Linked DNA regions of Homo sapiens: region 1 is linked to region 2. A link is an interaction called in ENCODE POLR2A ChIA-PET data of the cell type or tissue named here. Cell type or tissue: PC-3. All regions are shown on one strand. Each heading gives the region's core, and the rest is flanking DNA. Links, peaks and the distances in the headings are about the cores only.

What was found. ChIA-PET counts read pairs that join two places held together with the same protein. Peaks named below come from ENCODE experiments on the same cell type or tissue, not always from the same donor. Only the 100,000 strongest peaks of a DNase experiment are listed, where the experiment ranks them.
Region 1: POLR2A ChIA-PET joins it to region 2 with 25 read pairs; 4 of 35 experiments call an interaction of 5 or more read pairs at or near these places.

The regions. Positions count from the first base shown.
Region 1 is chr17:45,409,131-45,416,494 of GRCh38, forward strand. All of the region lies in intron 4 of ARHGAP27 (Rho GTPase activating protein 27), which reads right to left. Among named protein-coding and RNA genes, the nearest start is that of ARHGAP27, 20 kb to the right of the region's middle. RefSeq lists an enhancer at 2,496-2,996 and a silencer at 2,839-3,026. In PC-3, for the core only: no CTCF peak of the experiment used is centred there; no DNase peak of the experiment used is centred there.
Region 2 is chr17:45,246,337-45,253,700 of GRCh38, forward strand. It overlaps FMNL1 (formin like 1), which reads left to right. Exons shown (of 27, transcript NM_005892.4): 26 at 169-268; 27 at 531-982. The coding sequence ends at 260. MAP3K14-AS1 (MAP3K14 antisense RNA 1) reads left to right here and starts at 1,589. Exons shown (of 4, transcript NR_110326.1): 1 at 1,589-1,667. It also overlaps the pseudogene EFCAB15P. RefSeq lists enhancers at 1,067-1,136, 2,387-2,436 and a silencer at 1,247-1,976. In PC-3, for the core only: CTCF peaks have their summits at 794 and 1,002; DNase peaks (open chromatin) are centred at 1,535 and 2,035; H3K4me3 peaks cover 2,500 bases; H3K27ac peaks cover 1,897 bases.

The sequences.
Region 1 (7,364 bases), core at 2,433-4,932, 170 kb after region 2:
GGAAGCAGCGGGGAGAGGAAGGCAGAGGAACCAGACACACCTCCCATCCTCCCAGCTGAACGCACTGGGGCAGGAGTTGAAAGGCTCCACCAGGGGTGGATGAGCTGATAAGGAACAGGCTCTTTGGAGCAGGAATTTCTACTTGGCAGGCTGTGGGCCATGGCTCTGGGTCCACGAGGAGTCCCAGGCCAGTGAGGCTGATGGGGTCCTCACACGAAGGAATGTCCCCAGCAGGTACAGAGGAGATTTCGGAGGTAGAAGTTTAGGTCCCCAGCATGACAGGGCTGTCACAAGGAAGAGAAGATGGGGTATCATGCTGCAGGGGCACAGCAGCATTCCTCTGAAGGAAGCATTCTGAGGACTAGGGCTGCCAGAGACACAGGCTGCTTCTGGAGGTAGTGAGGGGCCCTCACTGGAGGTGACTGAGCAGAGTCTACTCCCTGTTAGGGAAGCCATAGCCCTGTGGTGGGTGTTGAACTGCAGTGTCCTTCAGGCCCCTTCAAACTCTGGAACTCTCGGCAGACCCTGCACAGTGCTGAGATAGAGATGCTCTCCTCTCCTGGCAGAGCCTCAGCTGGGTTCTAACCAGCTCCTGGGGCCAGGTGCAGTCACGCCCTCCACATCCTCTGGCCTTCAAGGAGTTACAGGCGCCTGCCACCCCTACCCTCCTCCTTGCTCCTGTTCATGGAGGCCCAGACAAGACCCAGATGCAGCTCATAAGCAGGGGCCTGACTACGGGATCAATGGCTCTTGGGTCGCATCCTAGAGACAAGAAGTGGCCTTCCGACCTCAGGCCAGAGGAGGAGCCAAGAGGGACCTGGCTCTCAGGCTCCAGGCTGCCCAGCCCCCTGGTACTGCCTTACAGTGGTTCACCCCTTATCTCCAGTTCCCTCCCCTGTCCACAAGCAGGTGGCAGCCCTGCCACTCTTGCCCCAAGCTGACCACCTCTTGGATGGGCAGGGCCTCCGAGAAGGAAAGAGAAAAGGAAGTATGAGCCCCAACTTCCAAGAGGCTCCCTGCTCTAAGCCCCAGCTCACCCAGCTCCTAACAGGGCTTGTGGTAGAGGCCCACCGGGCACCCCTTGACCCCAGCATCCCCTACCTGTGCCGGCAAGGCTCGACTCTGCCTCCTGGTCACTTTGGCGATTATGTCCACCATCCTGGCCCCTCTGAACTGCCGGGACAGAGCCCTGGGAAGGTTTTGGGGGTAGAGCCCAGGGGCACTACCCCAGTGCTGGCACAGGGCAACAGGGAAACAAGAAGTTGCCGAGATGGCGGGAGGCTGAGACTCCAGCCCATTTCCTGTCAGGGCTGCGGAAGTGCTGCCTGAGTTGGGGCGGGTGGGGTGGAGGGGCCTCAGGTTGAGGGTATTTTTATGCTTCTAGAAACACTGCTGGCTGCCCCACTCAGTGCTCTAATGACCAGTGAGCCGCATCCGAGGCCCAGACATAGCCATGGTGTGGGCTGCACAGAGGAAGATCACGGCCAGACCCAGCCACAGCATGAACTGCACAGAGAGAATCACGGCTGAGCCTGTGGGGGAGGGGCGCGCTTGCACAGACAGGGTGGGCAGAGGGGGCGCTGAGTGCTGGGGGCCTGGGCTGGCCTGGAGTGGCTCCTGGGGCGGAAACAGGACAATGAGTGGTTGTCCACTCCCTCTAGGCCCAGGGAGGGTGTAATGGGAAAGAGGAAGCTTGTGGGGGGGAGGGGAAGAGTTCCCAAAGAGGAAGGGGTCTGGGCAGATGTGATATCACAGGGAGCTGGCATCTGGACTGTGCCAGCCCCGAGGAGGACAGGAAGGATTCTGACCACATCACTATCTGCCCGCCTGACCACCTGGGTCTGTCTCCTCCAGACTCGGTCACCAAGATGCATATGCCCTCCCACGCCTGCATGCCCACATGTGCCCACTCTCACTTGCGTGTCCACATACGTGTACAAGTATGCCCGTGCCTGTCCCCTCCTCTCTAAGGACCCAGAGAAGAGGGCCAGGCACCAGCTTCTTCCAGGAGGAAGGTTAAATCTTCTTCCTGGCCTCTCTTCCCTTCACCCCCTCGTGTGGGGATGACAGACCCCAGCCACGCACAGTGGACACATGCCCTGAGTAAGAAGTTACAGCCCCTCCTCTGAGCCCATGGGTCCATCTTGTCTTCCCTCCTCCCTTAGAAGTGCTTCCTCCCCAGGCTTAAGGGCCAGGCAGCACTAAGCCCACCAGCCCACCCCTGCTGAAGTCCACCTCCTTTCCTGGTCAGGCTCTGACCCCCACCCTTCCACTCTAGGCCCATTCTTCCTCCTCTGGCCCCCACCCTGGATCTCTTTTTCTCCCCTGCCATGTCTCTCAGCCCCTCTTCTCCTGTACCCACTGTGGGCTGGGGACAAGGACCCCAAGCAGAGCCAGGCACAGTGTGAATGTGGGGCACGAGACACTTGTAGAGATCACACTAGGAGCAAGACTGGGCCCCATGCCCTGCTCTGCCCACAAAAGCTCTCATACCAGTGTCCCATCCCCTGTACCCGACTCAGAAGCCCAGACCCCAGGGGTAGACTAATCCCCTCCTCGCTATCAGGGTGGAGGACAGCAGGAATCACAGAAGGCTGGAGGCCTCATGCTTATCACACACCTGACCCATCTCTCTGTCCCCACCCTGAGGCCAGGGATGAGGACTCACACACACACACACACACACACACTACACACGTGTGCGTGCATATGACAGGTCACCAAGGGTTATGCAACCAGGCCTCAGAGACAGGAATAGCCTCTGTAAATTCCAGAGAGGCCAGAAACTCTGAGCCACCAGGGAGGAGCTGGGTGGAGAGGGGAGAGAAGAGGACAGGTGTGGAACTCAGGCCCTCAGCATTGCCCTGCAGGTAGCATGGGGGGCAGGGACTCCCTATGGCAGAGCCAGGAGTGTCAGTGTCAGGGCTGGGACTGCAGAATGGGCAGCCAGCAACTCACCTGGCATCTCACCTGCTTCTCTTCCCCAGTAGGAAGCTGGGCCCCCATGATGGGGGTCTCCCAGGGGGCTCCAGCCCCAAACTATAGGGAGTGAACAAACTCACACAGTTCCTGCCTGCTCTTGGCCACAGAAGTTGGCTCTCAGGCCCTGTCTCGGATTCCCTCCCCCCAGTGAGAGGAGGTGATGACCACAGTGGCTCCCCAGAGGGGTCCACCTCCCTCCACCACACCCTCATGCCTCTGAGAGGCACAAGGGGGAGGGTCAGGAGAGGTTCTAGAACAAACCAGCTGCACAACACCCCTCCTTTCCCCACTCTGACCTCACTCTTCCCTCCCAAACCCTCATAGGAAGTGCTGGGGCAGGAGCAGGTGCACTAGGAAGACCCAGTCCTCTGGGGCTAGAGGCAAAATGAACGCCTCCAAACCAGGACTTGGCCCAGGAACTGGCTCAGGGGCTGGCGAGGGGACATGGTGTCCTTTGTTGACTCAGTGAGTCTGCTCTGTGCCACCCAAGCCAGGTGGAGGGAGAGCCAGAAGGAATGGTGATCTTTGCCTCAAGGAGCTCAGTCATGTCCACACGACAGGTCCCTCCCCCAAACACATGTTCTCCAGGACAGAAACTGGGTCTCCCTTTAACCATCCCGGCCTGGCCCAGAGCTACATGTCCAGGGGCAGGATCGGAGGAGCTGGGGGTGACCCCACAGGATCCTGGGCCTCAGGCCTCAGTAGGCTTTGGGGAACTGTGCCTAGCTCAGCCCTCTGAGATTCTGATGGAAGTGGTTTGGGCCGGGACCTGGGGAAAGTGTTTAATTTTAAGCCTCCTTGGGTGATTTGACTGTGCCTCCCAGGTGTGGCACCACGGCTCAGTATAATCTTTTTTTTTTTTTTTTTTTTTTTTTTTTTTTTTTTTTAATGGAGTCTCACTCTGTCACCCAGGCTGGGGTGCAGTGGCTCGATCTCAGCTCACTGCAACCTCTGCCTCCCAGGCTCAAGTGATTCTCCTGCCTCAGCTTCCTGAGTAGCTAGGATTACAGGTGCCTGCCACCATGCCCAGCTAATTTTTGTACTTTTAGTAGAGATGGGGTTTCATCGTGTTGGCCAGGCTGGTCTCAAACTCCTCACCTCAAGTGATCCGCCGCCTTGGTCTCCCAAAATGCTGGGATTACAGGCATGAGCAGCCCGGCTGACTCAGTGTAATCTTATTGCATGGATGTGGGGTGAGATTCCAAATGTAACGGTTTCAGGTGAGACCCTTTTCTTGGGCTTGGGGCAGAAGCTTCCATTGATTCAGAGGGAAAAAGAGTGGAGCCGGAGACCAGAGACTTGGACTCTTGTCTAGACTCTACTTCAGCTTCTCGCTGAGCAGCTGCTTGAATTTCTGGGCCTCAGTTTCTTCATGTGTAGAACAGAGCTGTCAACCCTACTCCGTCACAGGGCTGGTTCTATGAAAGAACTGAGCGGGCCTTGGGTTCCCACACCCATGGGGATTGGGGGAAAGCAGGCCTGCACTTCTGCTTTTCTGACTTCGGGTTTCGATTGGGTGCCCTCGGCTCTGGACTCTGTCCCCAGCCTCTGGGTGACCTCATGGGGCTGCTTGCCTGGCCTGCTCCTCCAGGGCGGGGTGGGAGCTGGGGTGGGGCATCCTCAGGGCTCACAACGCTTGTGCTCTAAGTAAGGCTGGCAGACACCCAGCAGGGCTGCTGGGGCCAGGAGGGATCAGAAATGGTCCATGAGGGGCTGGGTGCGGTGGCTCAGGCCTGTAATCCCAGCACTTTGGAAGGCCGAGGCAGGAGGATCACTTGAGGTCAGGAGTTTCAGACCAGCCTGGCCAACATAGCGAAACCTTGTCTCTACTAAAAATACAAAAATTAGCTGGGCGTGGTGGCGTGCGCCTGTAATTCCAGCTACTCGGGAGGCTGAGGCAAGAGAATTGCCTGAACCTGGGAGGCAGAGGTTACAGTGAACCAAGATCGCACCATTGCACTCCAGCCTGGGTGACAGAGCGAGACTCCATCTCAAAAAAAAAAAAAGAAATGGTCCATGAGGGAACCTCCCAGCCAGCGAAGGCTGTAGGGATGAGCCAGACTAGGGAGGTGGGAAAATGAGACCAAGGAATGATCACCTTCTGCCCTCCCCCTCAAACGTATCTGTGTTTGCACCCACCATTCCTTCCCCCTCCCCCAGTGGAAGGCACAGGGGCCTGCCGTCCAAGCCAACCTCCTCAGCCCGGTCCTGAAGGACCCCATAGCCTCCCGCTTGCTCGGAAGTGGCCTCACCTCAAATTTCCAACCCTTCCTTTCTGACTACCTTTGTCCCTTTCTCATTTCAACAAACTCAAGGCCTCTCCATGTTGGTTTTTTTTTTTTTTAGACAGCGTCTTGCTCTGTCACCCAGGCTGGAGGGCAGTGGCACGATCATGGTTCACTGCAGCTTTGACTTCTTGGACTCAAGCAATCCTTCTGCCTCAGCCTCCCAGGTAGCTGGCTAGCTGGCAGTACAGGCCCACACCACCACGCCCGGCTAATTTTTTTTTTTTTTTTTTTAGAGACAGGGTCTGACTATGTTGTCCAGGCTGGTCTTGATCTCCTGAGCTCAAGAAATCCTCCCACCTCAGCCTCCCAAAGTGCTGGGATTACAGGCCTGAGCCACTGCACCCAATTGGTCTCTCCATCTTAAAAAGAAAATGTTGACTGGGCACAGTGGCTCACGCCTGAAATCCCAGCACTTTGGAGGCTGAGCAGGTGGATCGCTTGAGGTCAGGAGTTCAAGACCAGCTGGCCAACATGGTGAAACCCCATCTCTACTAAAAATACCAAAAAAAAAAAAAAAAAAAAAATAGGCGTGGTGGCAGTTGCCTGTAGTCCCAGCTGCTTGGGAGGCTGAAGCAGGAGAACCACTTGAACCCCAGAGGTTGCAGTGAGTAGAGATCACACCATTGCTCTCTAGCCTGGGTGACAGAGAGAGAGTCCATCTCAAAAAAAAAAAAAAAAAAAAAGTTTTGTTCCCTGGACCCAGCTCTGCATCTCCTTTTAACAACTAATTCCTTTTTCCCTTCCTCCTTTTTGAGCCAACTTCTCTGTTCCCTCACTTAGACAATCAGCCCACTGCTTAGAGGCCTTCTACCACTTCCTTGATGATAGATCTGGTCCTCCTCTGGCCTGACTTCTCTCCAGTGTTTGCTCTTTAAAATCCTCTCCTTCTTGGGCTTCCTCAGGCCAGGCCTCCTAGTTTTCCTTCTTTTTCTTTGCTACTGCTCAGCAATTGGGCCCCAGGCTCCACCTCCTCTGCCACGGCCTCATGCTTGGTGTCTCACCTGGCTTCTCACTCCACCGCCTTGGGAGAGCCCAGCCCCACCGGCTGTAGATCAACAACTCGCAGCACAGTCTCCAGGCTCACATAGCCCATTGCCATCTGGATGTCCTTTGTACATGTCGAAAACCGTGTGCCCCAAATCAAATTTGTCCTCTCCCTCCTCCTTCCCCGATCTTAGCATCTGAGTGACATCTACCTCTGTCACTCAAGGTAGAATCATCCTTGCCTCCTGCTGGCTTTGCCTCATCTGACACTGAGCCCCATTGATCCGACCAGCCTAAGCCTTGCAGACCTGCCTACCAGTTCTCAGGTAACACCAAGGTTAGAGGAAGACGGAAACACTGCTGCAAGGAAGCAAATAGACACCTTGCAGGCAGGGCAATGAGTCAATGTCCAGGCAGAAAGAAAGGGTAGGGCTCTTCAAGGGAGATTGAAGAGACAGCCAGATACAAGGCATGGACTTGGACGGGATCCTGAACCAAACAAACCAGCTGTGAGAGAGATGTTTTAGGATAAGGCAGAAATCTGACGATGGCTTAGGTCATAGATGACACTAAGGAATTATTGTTAATTTTCTCAGATATAATAATGGTAGGGTGTTTACTTTTCAGAGATGCATGCTGAAGTTTTTGTTTTTTTTTTTTGTTTGTTTTTTGTTTTTTTGAGACGGAGTCTGGCTCTGTCGCCCAGGCTGGAGTGCAGTGGCATGATCTCGGCTCACTGCAGGCTCCGCCTCCCGGGTTCACGCCATTCTCCTGCCTCAGCTTCCCGAGTAGCTGGGACTACAGGCGCACGCCACCAGGCCCAGCTAATTTTTTTGTATTTTTTTTTTTTTAGTAGAGACGGGGTTTCACCGTGTTAGCCAGGATGGTCTCAATCTCCTGACCTCGTGATCCGCCCACCTCAGCCTCCCAAAGTGCTGGGATTACAGGCGTGAGCCACCGCGCCCAGCCTCATGCTGAAGTTTTTAGGGGTGAAATATGATGTCTAGAATTTATAATTCATCAGCAATAAATAAATAAAAATAAACACGGCAAATATTGTTTTTTCTCTTTTCTCTCTCTCTCTTTTTTTTTTTTCTAGTAGAGCAGCCA
Region 2 (7,364 bases), core at 201-2,700:
GCTTGGCCAGGCCTTGGTCTTATCCTCAGTCTGTCCTTCTATGCTTTCTTCTGACCCAATGCGCTATCCTCTGGGGGACTGGCTGCCACACTGCTTCTTGCTACCTTTTCTGTTTTTCTTTCCTTTTTCCTTTCTCTACTCCCCTTCACCTGCCCCACCCCCACTCAGTGATCAAGACGGTGCCCTTCACGGCCCGCACCGGCAAGCGGACATCCCGGCTCCTCTGTGAGGCCAGCCTGGGAGAAGAGATGCCCCTCTAGCCCCTCAGGTACCCAGATGACCTGGCCTCTGATACCACGCTGCCCACAGCCCCTGGGACCCTTGGGAGAACTGAGGCATGCTGCCTTCTCCTGGGCCAGTGGATGGCTGGGATGTGATTTGTGGGGTGGAGGGGTCTGGCAAACATAAACGGTACCCCTGCCATGTGCACACAATCTGAGTCCTTAGGAGGCTAAGCTTTGTGCCCTGGAGCCATGCTCCCAGCTCTGGGCGGACTCCTGAATGGTAAATGTGTCTCCTTCGGCTGCCAGATCTGCGGAACCAGCCCTACATCCGCGCAGACACAGGCCGCCGCAGTGCCCGTCGGCGTCCCCCGGGCCCCCCACTGCAGGTCACCTCCGACCTCTCGCTGTAGCCGCTATTTCTGCAGGTGGATTCTGCAGGGGTGTGGGGCCGTGGACAGGCTGAGGCTCAAGGAAGGTGGTCCTCAGCTCGGCTGGCCGGGCAGCCCCTCCTCCGCTGTGGCCCGCCTCAAACGGGCTGGTGCATCCTCCTCTTGGCCACAGAGGGCAGCATCGCCCGCCCCTTCCCCCAAATGCTGCTTGCAGCACCCACCCTAAAGCCCCCTCCAAATAGCCATACTTAGCCTCAGCAGGAGCCTGGCCTGTAACTTATAAAGTGCACCTCGCCCCCGCAAGCCCCAGCCCCGAGGACCGTCCATGGACCTTATTTTTATATGAGATTAATAAAGATGTTTGCAAAAGATCCGCGTCGGCTCCATGCCTGCCGCAGCCACCCGCAGCCTGTTTCCGCTCAGCAAACGCTTTACTTGCACAAGCTCTTCATAGCAGGCCTCTGCAAACCAGCGGGCGCCGGGGAGAAGGGCTGCTTCTTCACTAGAGTTGGCGGCGAGGGAGCCCGCTTCGAGGGGGCGGAGGCTTTCGTGGCTGGCCCAGTATCCCTGCGGGAGGCCGGAGGGGGCGAGCGGGCAGCTGGGGTTAGACACGCCGGGCCAGCCCCGCAGCAGTTCTCCTTCCGGCTGCCCCGCCCCATTTGCGCCAGTCCTGCCTCCCACCCGGGCATCTGGCCCCTTTTCCTTTCGCCCTACCCAGTACTTAGTGACGCCATAAGTGACCTCGCCTTACATCTCCGCGCGTGCCGCCTCCGTCACCGCCTGCCGGGTCCCCATTTCTTCCGGGCCTGCCCCCGCTCCTCGCCTGCCCCTCCCCTCCACCAGCCAGTGTCGCCCCATCTGTCTGTCCTCCGGGCACTTGTCCCGCCCCTCACTGCGTGTCCCTCCCCCGCCCGCCGGCTCTCACCTAGGCCGAGACACGCCCCGGGCTGGGCGGGATCTTGGGGCGGCCGGGCTAGTAGGGCTGGATCAGGCGGAAGCCGGGGCCCGGGGCTGGGCTTCGTGTCCTGCGTTCCGGGAGCGCCAACCCCTCCAGGTTAGGAATCTGAGAGTACGGGCTGCGCGCACCTGGGGCGGGTGCCTGGGAGGAGGTGGAGGAGGAGACGGTCCTCAGAACGGGTCCTGGGGGTCGGAGGCGAGGGCGGGGGTTGTAAGTGGCCGGGAGAGGTCCCTCCCGCGGGTCCCGGCGCCCCCCGCCCCGTCGGGGACGCACCTACTTCGTGCAGTTTGTGCAGCGAGCGCGCCAGCTCCTAGTTGGAGAGGTCGCTGATGCGCGCCGCGTGGCAGAAGGCGAGCCCCGCGTGGGAGCGCCCCCCAACCCCCGCAGCCTGGGCTGAGCCGCAGAGCCCGCTGCTTCTTGAAGTAGTAGCTTGGAGAAGAGAGGCGGGGCGGCCGCCTCAGACACTCCCAGCCCTCTCTGTCTCACAGGTGCGGAAGCCAAAGCAGGGCCGGAAGCCGCTGCTTTGTCTTTGTCCTGGGGCGACTTGGGGCCCAGGAAACAGACTCAGAATTCAGGGCTCCCGTCTCTAGGGCAGGAATATCAGGGGTCCCTGCGGGGGGCAGGGTTTGCTCCTCCCATTGTGGGCCCAGGAGCTGGTATGGTTGTGCCCACCTCATCACCCCCCGTGCCAACTTGGAGGGCACAAAGCCCCGGCCCAGCAGCTTGAACAGCATTTCCAAGAACAGGGTCTGCAGTCCCTGGGGGTACAGAGCTGGCTGTTCCTCACCCGGCTTGGGGGCAAAAAAGGTGAAGGAGGGTGAGGAGGGGGCACCCCCTAAGCCAGGCCCACCCCTCCTCCACCAGCCTTGCCCCTCACCCATGCACTGAGCCAAGCGGTGGTTGTCATCGAAGACACCCAGGAAGTCAATGAAGCTTACGATTCCATCACCTGGGGAGAGAGGAGAGGGGGTGCTGTGGGTGCCTGCCCCCTGCAGAAGGCCTGCCTTGCACATGCCTGCTGGCAGTTCCAGGTGTTAGAGAATCTAGTCCTGCCTCTAGCCAAGGGCAGACCCCAGTTTCAATGGGGGAGAAACGGCCCATGCCTTGGGGGTTCCCAAATCAGGATTAGGATGAACACAGCAGCAACGTTTACAGGCCATGAGATAGGTGTGTTGGTCAGGGCAGGCTTCCTGGAAGAGGGAACTTTAAAATAGGACCAGGCCAGGATTTTGTGGGAAGGGGAGGCATTCTTTAAAAGAATGCCTGGAGGTGGGAGGGGACAAGAAGACAGGGTTGGGGCACCCACCATCCAAGTCTGCCTGCCGCAGAGCCTCGAACGTCTCCTGTGGACTCAGCTGGATACCCACATTGCCCAGGGCAACTTTCATGCTGTGCATGTCCACGGTGCCTGTTGGGCTGGAGCTGAAGAGTTTGAAGATATCCTGGAAGGCTGAGGGTAGAGGGGACAGGTGGCAAGACGAACCACCCACACAAGAACCCTGAGAGCTGCCCACTCTAACTCAGGTGGAACTGACGACTTGGCTCATTCCAACTCCCTCCTGGGTGTTTTAAATTTTTATTTATTTATTTATTTATTTTTGAGACAGAGTCTCACTCTTTGCCCAGGCTGGAGTGCAGTGGCGAGATCTCGGCTCACTGCAGCCTCAACCTCCCAAGGCTCAAACGATCCTCTCGCCTCAGCCTTCTGAGTAGCTGGGATCACAGGTACGTGCCACCACGCCTGGCTTATTGTTTAATTTGTTGTAGAGATGGGGTTTCGCCATGTTACTCAGGCTGGTCTCAAAGTCCTGGGCTCAAGTAATCCTCCCGCCTTGGCCTCCCAAACTGTTGGGATTACAGACATCAACCTCCACACCTGGCCTATAACTTTTAATATAAAGAGTAGCAGTGGCTGTTGTGTGTTGGTACATGTTATGTGCCCATCCAGTCCTCATGTCCAAAACTCATGTTTGAAAAACATTCAAAACTCATGTCCAAGGTCACATCTGGCAGTCTGGCTCTGAAGCTACAGTGTCTTGGAGCCCTGCTGGTGCCTGGCATGTAGTAGGCACTGACCATTGTTGATGATGAATAAAGTGATTCTGCTTTGAGGGGCCCTTGCCAATATCAGGACATGTTGTTTGGGGGAGCACTGGGGCTGTAGTTTCTTTTGCCTTTACCCCTATGGTCCTAGACCCCATGAGGCAGGGGAACTCAGATTTTTCCCCCCATTTTTTCTCCTTCTTTACCTTCTCCCTTCTTTTCCATCCTGTTCATCATCCATCTATCCATCCATCTAAATACCTGCATTCACCTATCTACCAATCCACTGAGTTTTCTTTTCCTTTCCTACACACACACACACACACACACACACACACACACACACACACACAAGACTGTGAGCCCTAGGGTTGTAGAGATGAGCAAATCAGACAAGCATGGAGGGATGGTTGCAAACACTGGCTTCTTGCAGTGACCCCAGCTTCAGGGCAGGCAATCCTTTGTAGTTTTTCCCTGAGCACCCCCTAATTTTCTTCTCTACTCCCAGTCCTGGGGCCCTCACCTGCCAGCTGCTGGGGTGTCTTGCCTGTCAAGCTGCCCCAGGAGAAAGAAAGAGGTTGGAAAGGTCTTTGCATCTGTTGCATAGAAATGCCAGGGCTAGCCAGGCTTTACCCCAAACCCAGCACCCGAGGCCTGGCCTCCGGTCCCTGCCTTCACCTCTGAGACCCAGCATCTGGACCTGACTCGGCTGGATGGGCAGCTTCACAAGGCCCTGGGTTTCTCTTGCCCTCCTCATGGTGTGTGCAGCCTTTGTGGCCATGGCTGCTGCTGGCTCCATCTGGGTCAGCCAGGCAGTATGCAGCTGCAGCCTCCCTTTCTGCATCCTGCCAGCCTGCTCCTTTGCTGGATCTCATGTGAGCAGCCTTTGAGGGTGCTGTGGAGGCCTCAGAGGCAGGAAGGAGAGAGGGCAGAGGGACCCAGCCCACTCAGGTACTCAGACTCCAGGGGACCTGGGACCAGGCCTGTGGGTATACAGTTCCACCTCCTCCCAGGATCCTCCATAGGAAGCTGTACCACAGCCCTCTATGCAGGGGATTCTGGGGAAAGGGGTAGGGCAGTGATTCCCCCCACCCTGGGTGAGGGAAAAGGACCCTCCTCCAGCCCTGGTCACCTGTTTGTTTTCTGTGATGACTCGGATCTCTTGGTCTTCTGCCCTCTGCAAATTACTCCTAAAACTCAACAGTAAGGCCAGGCATGGTGCTCAGGACTGTAATCCCGGCACTTTGGATGGCCGAGGAGGGAGGATTGCTTGAGCCTAGAAGTTCAAGGCTGCAGTGAGCCATGATGGCACCATTGTACTCCAGCCTGGGTGATGGAGAAAGAACTTGTCTCAAAAAAACAAAAAAATAAAACCCCTCAACAGTAAGAAAATGAACAGCCCGATTTAAAAAAAAATGGGCAAAGCCAAGTGTGGTGGCTTACATCTTTAATCCCAGCACTTTGGGAAGCTGAGGTGGGAGGATCACTTGAGGCCAGGAGTTTGAGATCAGCCTGGGCAACATAGAAAGATCCCATCTCTACAAAAAATAAAAAGCTTAGCCAGGCATGGTGGTGCACACCTTTAGTCCCAGCTTTTTGGGAAGCTGAGACAGGAGGATCACTTGAGCCCAGGAGTTCAAGGCTGCAATTAGCCATGATCGAGCCACTGCACTCTGCCTGGGTGATAGAATGAAGCCTTGTCTAAAAAAAAAAAAAAAAAAAAAAAATCTAATCTAAACAAGCACCTCACCAAAGAATATATACAAATGAAAGTAAGCATATGAAAAAATGTTCAACATCATATCTTATCAGCAAATTGCAAATTAAAACAATGAGATACTATTATGCAGCTATTCAGATACCAAAATCCAAAACACTACCACCACCACCAAATGCTGGTGAGGATGTGGAACAATAGGAACTGATTAATCGCTGGTGGGAATGCAAAATGGTGCAGCCAATCTGGAAGAGAGTTTGGCAGTTTCTTACAAAACTAAACGCACCCTTATCACATGATCCAGCAATCGTGCTCCTTGGTATTTATCCAAATGTTTTGAAAACTCATATCCACACAAAAACCTGCACATGGATGTTTATGGCAGCTTTATTCATAATTGCCAAAACTTGGCGGCAACCCGGATGTCCTTCCGTAGGTGAATGGATAAATAAACAGTGATACACCCAGACAATGCAATAGTATTCACCACTAAAAATAAATGCGCTATCAAGCCAGGAAAAGACAGGAGGAACCTTAAACATGTATTACCAGGTGAAAGAAGCCAACCCAAACAAACTGCATACCGTATGATTCCAAATCATTCTGGAAAAAGCAAAACAGTGGCAACAGTAAAAGGACCAGTTGTTGACAGGAGTTGGAGGGGCCAGGTAGAGCACAGAATTTTTAGGGCAATGAAACGACTCTGTATCATACTACAATCAAAACCCATAGAACGGGCCGGGTGTGGTGGCTCGCGTCTGTAATCCCAGCACTTTGGGAGGCCAAGGCGGGTGGATCACCTAGAGTCAGGAGTTCAAGACCAGCCTGGCCAACATGGTGAAACCCCGTCTCTACAAAAATACAAAAATTAGATGGGCATGGTGGCGGGTGCCTGTAGTCCCAGCTACTTGGGAGGCTGAGGCAGGAGAATTGCTCGAACCCAGGAGGTGAACAGAGGTTGCAGTGAGCTGAGACCACGCCATTGCACTCCAGCCTGGGTGACAGGGCACAACTCCGTCTCAAAAACAGCAACAAACCCCCATAGAATGTAGAACACCAATAGTGAACCCCATTGTGAACTGTGGCCTTTTGGTGATGATGATGAGTCAGTGTAGGTTTATCAGTTGTAACAAATGTACCACTGCAGGATGTCCATGGCGGGGGAGGTTGTATGTGGGTGGGGACAGGGGTACATGGGAACTCTTTGTACTTTCCACTCAGTTTTGCTGCAAACCTAAAACTGCTCTAAAAAATAAAGTCTATTAATTTAAAAAAACCTAAGGAAAGATGAGTCCTGAGAGTCCAGTGATGCTTCTGGCTCAGTCCCCCACCGCCCCCAAGACACCTACCTCTGCAGCTCCTCCTTGTCCCTCCTTCCAGTCTCCTTCCCGCTTCTCCTGCTGGCCCTGGCCCATTCTGAACTGCTCACCCCTTCCTAATCCCACCCTCCAGGCCCTGGGCATCTCTCTCCTTGGCCCGTTCGAAAGCTGGGCAGGCTCTTGAAGATCCACAAGGCTGGGCTTTTGCTTAGCAGGGAACCTGAGGCCAGGCCATGGCGCGGCCTCCCATTCTCCCTCCCCCAGGCTTCCCTGTCCACATCCCTGTCCATCCGCATACTCCGAATCCCCTTCCTTCCTTTGCTGCCGTCTCTACTCTCCCAGAAGCCAGTCTATACTGCCTGCCTTCTGGGCCTCCAAGGCCAAACCCTGGGTGGGAGGAGTGTGCATTTGTGTGCATGTGTGTTTTTTTTTTCTTCTTTGAGAGTCTTGCTCTGTTGCCCAGGCTGGAGTGCAGTGGTGCAATCTCAGCTCACTATAACCTCTGCCTCCCGGACCCCAGAGATCCTCCTGCCTCAGCCTCCCCAGTAGCTGGGACTACAGATGCATGTCACCACGCCCAACTAATTTTTGTATTTTTAGTAGAGACGGAGTTTCACCATGTTAGCCAGACTGGTCTCGAACTCCTGACCTCAAGTGATCTGCTGGCCTCTGCCTCCCAAAGTGCTGGGATTACAGGCGTGAGACACCACACCC